2 separate regions of the Homo sapiens genome follow, and region 1 is linked to region 2. Evidence: read pairs that join two places in POLR2A ChIA-PET (ENCODE). Cell type or tissue: GM12878. All regions are shown on one strand.

What was found. Peaks named below come from ENCODE experiments on the same cell type or tissue, not always from the same donor. Only the 100,000 strongest peaks of a DNase experiment are listed, where the experiment ranks them.
Region 1: POLR2A ChIA-PET joins it to region 2 with 5 read pairs; 1 of 35 experiments calls an interaction of 5 or more read pairs at or near these places.

Annotation. Positions count from the first base shown.
Region 1 is chr17:44,627,363-44,629,862 of GRCh38, reverse strand. No RefSeq gene overlaps it. Among named protein-coding and RNA genes, the nearest start is that of LINC01180, 22 kb to the left of the region's middle. RefSeq lists an enhancer at 1,009-1,168 and a silencer at 1,279-1,398. In GM12878, no CTCF peak of the experiment used is centred here; a DNase peak (open chromatin) is centred at 1,242; H3K4me3 peaks cover 730 bases; H3K27ac peaks cover 662 bases.
Region 2 is chr17:44,245,628-44,248,127 of GRCh38, reverse strand. No RefSeq gene overlaps it. Among named protein-coding and RNA genes, the nearest start is that of SLC4A1, 21 kb to the left of the region's middle. In GM12878, no CTCF peak of the experiment used is centred here; a DNase peak (open chromatin) is centred at 1,347; H3K27ac peaks cover 1,670 bases.

The DNA.
Region 1 (2,500 bases), 380 kb before region 2:
TGACCACTGCTCACTGCAGCCTGGACTTCCTGAGCTCAGGTGTTCTCCCACCTCAGCCTCCTGAGTAGCTGAGACTACAGACGTGTGCCATGGCCGGCTAATTTTTTCTGTATTTTTTGTAGCGATGGGGTTTCACCATGTTGCCCAGGCTGGCCTCTAACTCCTAACCTCAAGTGATCCTCCTGTCATGGCCTCCCAAAGTGCTAGTGAAATGGGAAGAGTTCCCTTGTCCCCCTTGCAGGGCATACGATAGGGGTGTGGCTCGCTTCTTCAGTGCCCCGCTGCTCAAACTTCTAGGGGAGACATACAGACAGGCAGGCTGTGGGGCTCCGGCCCTACCGCAGTGTCTAAGAGTGAATGCTTACAGCTCCTGGCGCCCCAGTGGGCGCGTGTTACAGGGTGCTCTTTCAGCTTTGCTGTCGATAAGTGGCTTGTCTTACCAGCTCAATTAGACTTCTTCCTTGGCGCAGAGACCGAGAACAGAGGGCTTTCTGTATCCCGGGGTTCTTCCCTTGGTGTACCAGAATCGGATCACATGTGGGCTTGGAGTATGAGTGCAAGGTTTTATTGAGTGGAAGTCGCTCTCAGAATATGGGACAGCCAGAAGGTAAATGGTTGTCGCCTAGGAATCAGGCCGCTCGGTGGCCCGCGCTCTCCTCTGACTGCCTCAGCCAAACTCTGTGTTGCTCTGCCTGATCAGTGGCCTGCCAGCATGCCGGTGCCTATCAGTGCGTTCCTCTCAACGCCTAGCCAATGTGTGTGCCTCCGCTGACGTGCTCCTCCTCAACATCCAGCGGCTTGGCTTGGCTTTCCTTGGGGGGGGTAGATCTCGGGTTTTTATAGGCACAGGATGGGGGCGTGGCAGGACAGGGTGGACTTGGGAAACGCAACATTTGGGCAGGAAAACAAAAATGCCTGTCCTCACCTAGGTCCGTGGGGGTGGAGCCCTAGCCAAGGACTACGCCCTCCTGTACCCAGCACTTCCGTTACCCCTTTCTGTATCATTTAAAGGCACCACACACTTCCCTTCCTAGCACTTACGTATCAGTTTCAACAGAAGAGAATGATTTCCTGGGTTCTCAGTTTTTCTCCCTGACTCGGGGTACCAGCCCAGTGTCTAAAGGCTCTTCGGGGTGGCGGTGGGCCGTGTTTTTCTTTCTCTCTCTCCTCTGATTGGGACAGAAATGTCTTACTCGCCTGAGTGAGCAGGGCACACAAGCAGGCGGGCTCTCTCTCCGGCCGGCTTTGAAGCCGACTAATTAGGGCTTGGGCTGTCACAGCTGGCTTCCCCTGCGCCTCCCCTGACCCTGCCCCTGCCGCTGCCCCTGCCTCCCAGCCTGAGAGCTCCTCCCCTGCTGCCTTGTCTTCCACGGCCGACTGGTGGCTCTGCCAAGCCATCCGGCAAGGCCCTGGGATCTGAGGCCTGGAAGGGCCAAGGCAAAAGCAACCGAGAAGGGACAAGATGAGGCGTGGGACATGGAGCGAGCCCACAGACCACGGGGTTTCTAGAGGACTGCCTCTTTCTGGAACCCCTCATTCATAAGGAAGCCTGGAAGAGAGCCGCCTGGGCTAGGGACTGAGCCGTGGGCCCTTTATTTGAAAGCCAAAGCTTTCCGAAGGCTCCAGCCTCTCAGCCTGGCCCTTATAATTAGCCCCAATCAAAGTGTTTATGTCAGGGCCTACTGCGGAACTCAGGGCCCCATGATTTCATTCCAAACCTGGGGGGAGGAGAGGGGAGTGAGAGGGACTTGTGTTGGTACAAAGAAAACAGAGGGATGGGTAAGAAAGTTGGTGAGTGAAGAGGAGGCCGTCCTGGAGCAGGGAGGACAATCAGCCTCCGTTTGGCCATCAGCACAGGGGTCAGGAATCCACCTAGAGGAGCTGGTGCCCCAGCATCCTGACCTGGGCCCGGCCTGCCTGCCTTCTGGGCAGGCTCTGTGGGTGGGTGGGCTTGTGCCAATCGGAAATGGCTCGGATATAATTAACCCAACTAATCACCAGCCTCAGCCCTGTGGGAGGGGAGGGCACAGCCCATAGCCACGGCCCCCCCAGGAAGCTCCCATCTCCCCATGCTCCCTCCTCTGACTGGGGCCTGGGGTGTTCCAGGCTCTGCAGCTGCTTTGGATGGTAGAATCAGAGGGCGGGCAGGGAAGGGATGTGGGAAGAGACATGTTGCTTATTCTTATCTCTGGCCTCAAGGGGGATGTGACCGGAGGGAGTGTGCCTGAGTGTCTGAGCTGGCAAGGGTGGGTGGGGGGTGACTGAAGGGATTGTGGGGGAGGGCTTGGAGAGAGACTCCCAGCCATGGCTCCCAGGTGGCACTGGCTGTGTCCCACACTCAGTTAGCACTGCCCTCCTGTCTAGCCCTCCCGGGGAACTCTCCCGAGTGGGATACAGCTTGTAGGGAATTCTGTGTACTGGGTTTCGTGTCCTGGGCAGGGCAGGTGGAGTGTGGCATCTGAGTTCATATCTCCCTTGCGAACAGTCCTGCGAGGCCTCC
Region 2 (2,500 bases):
TGTAAGGGGACCTTGCCCCCTGCTCCTTATACTTGTGAGCCCCCAATTCCCTTTAGATCAGTGGACCCCTTACCGGGAAGCTGGACAGCACCTTTGACAGAGATGACCAGAGAAGAAAACAGAGGCCCAGAGAGGGCACATGGCCACACAGGCACAGCGTCTCCTGGCCAGCTTTCTGCTTACCCTCATCCTGGTCCCCTTTGGAGGCTCTGTCCCCTACCCCCAACCACTTCCAGCAATTCTAGGGTGTTGCTGGGCTAGGTGTCCCCCACCCCGGGAGAGGAGGGTTCCAGGACTGGACATCTGCCCTCCCTAGACTTCCAACGAGAGGTCAGTGCAGGGCTGGGCCGCCTGGCTTCCTGCCCTAGATCTATATTTACTGCCTATCCCCAGCTGACCCCTCCCAGGCTAGCCAGGGCAGCTGCCAAAGGGTCAGAGAGCTAACTCTGCCAGGGGAGAGCCGTCCCAGCGTCCACCTCCCACACACAGCAGCTGCAGATCCCCACAGCCCTGGCCCTGTCCCCAGGGCTTGCCAGACCCTCCATTCCCCACGTCCATGTACCCAGAAGTCAGGCTATGAGACAAGCCTGAAGAGAGCTCAGGCCACCGGCATCCCCAGGCCTCTTCCACAGGCTGGCTGTGCAACCTGGGAAAAGCCAGTCCCCTCTCTGGGTCTCCGTTTTCTACTGGGCTAATTCTTCCTGGTAGATCCTTTCCATCGCCTGGAAAAGGATCCTTTCCATCCTTTTCCAGCTCATCATATCTGGACTTAGGGGAATAAATGCTGCCTCAATTTGGGGGACCACTTCCTGCCCCTGCCAAGGGTTAAGCCCCTCTCCATGTTTTTAATTGCAATTCTGAAACACTACCTGGAGCTTGGGCAGCAGGGGAGGCTGGGACCCTGGCCAGAATCCCTAGGGCATTGCTACACAGTGGGGCTCTGGGACCAGCAGCAGTGCCATTTCTAGGGAGCTTGCCAGTAATCTAGGAGCTCAGGCCCTGCCCCAGAGTTGAGAAATAAGAATCTGCATTTTAACCAGATCCCCAGGTGATGTCCAGCACGGGAAGCTGGGCCTTAAGAACAGAGAGCCAGGGAGCAGAGCGAGGGTGTGCAGACTTCAGGTTTCTGCTCATCCATCCCACTCCTCCCACCCTTAGAGAAGATTCGGAGGCCTTCTTGAGGGAGTAGAGGGGGCCTGGGGTAGGGGCGGGGTATCAGGGCAAAGAGAGAGTGGCTGGACCACAGCCTGCCTAATTCCCCTTGTTGCACCTCAGACCCCAAACAGCTTGGGCCAGGAAGGCATTAGGGAAATGTGGGGGACACAGGAATCCCCCCAGACTGACTTCCTGCCTGGCCGGAGGCCTCACACTACCCCAACTTCCTGTACCTCACATGATCCCCCATCCCCCAACACACAGACACACAGACACACACACACACACACACACACACACACACACACAGTCTCTGGGTTTTTTGGGGAGTTTTCTTTTTTTTTTTTTTTTTTTTGAGACGGTGTTTCACTCTTGTGGCCCAGGCTGGAGTGCAGCGGCACGATCTCAGCTCACTGCAACCTCCACCTCCTGGGTTCAAGAGATTCTCCTGCCTCAGCCTCCCGAGTAGCTGGGATTACAGGCTCAAGCCACCACCGTGGTTAATTTTTGTACTTTTATTAGAGACGGGGTTTCACCATGTTGGCCAGGCTGGTCCGGAACTCCTGACCTCACGTGATCCATCCGCCTGGGCCTCCCACGGTGCTGGGATTACAGGCGTGAGGCACCGCACCTGGCCAGTCTCTGGGTTTTAACTCCTGCTTGTCCATTCAACTCTTTTGTGAAAACCATGTCAACGAGAATGAACTACTGTAATGAGGTCAACATTTGTGTGTGAACACAAAGGAACCCCACCCTGATAAGGAAGTAATTCAACAGACTCAAAAAGCTCTGGGCCTGAAGATAATTTAGAGGACTATCTATGTGAGCAGAAAGCTAGAAAGAGCCCAAATACTCAGAAATAGGACAGCAGTTAGTAAATTACAGTAAATTACCCTCCATCAATAGAATGGACCACTAGGCAGACCTTAATAATTATGAGGAAGCTATTGGATCAACTTAATGGCATCACATGACCCTGGGCCTTTGAGGCCAAGGTGTTTGGAATACCAGCTTTGTGATTTGTTTTTTCATTTTGTTTTGTATAGATGAGGTCTCATTATGTTGCCTAGGCTGGTTTTGAATTCCTGGCCTCAAGCAATCATCCCACCTTGGCCTCCCAAAGTGCCAGCTTTGTGATTTATTAGTAGTAGGAGTTGGCTGAATAGCCTGATCTCTGAGGTTAAAGGCATCTGTAAAATAGAGATAATGATACTCACCTCACAATGTTGTTAAGAGGATAAAATGATATCATATATCCAGAAGTCCCGGCCCAGTGCTGCATTTTCGCAGGCAAAAATTCATAGTGATGTGTTCCTCATGGTGACAGCCACATAGAAACATACAG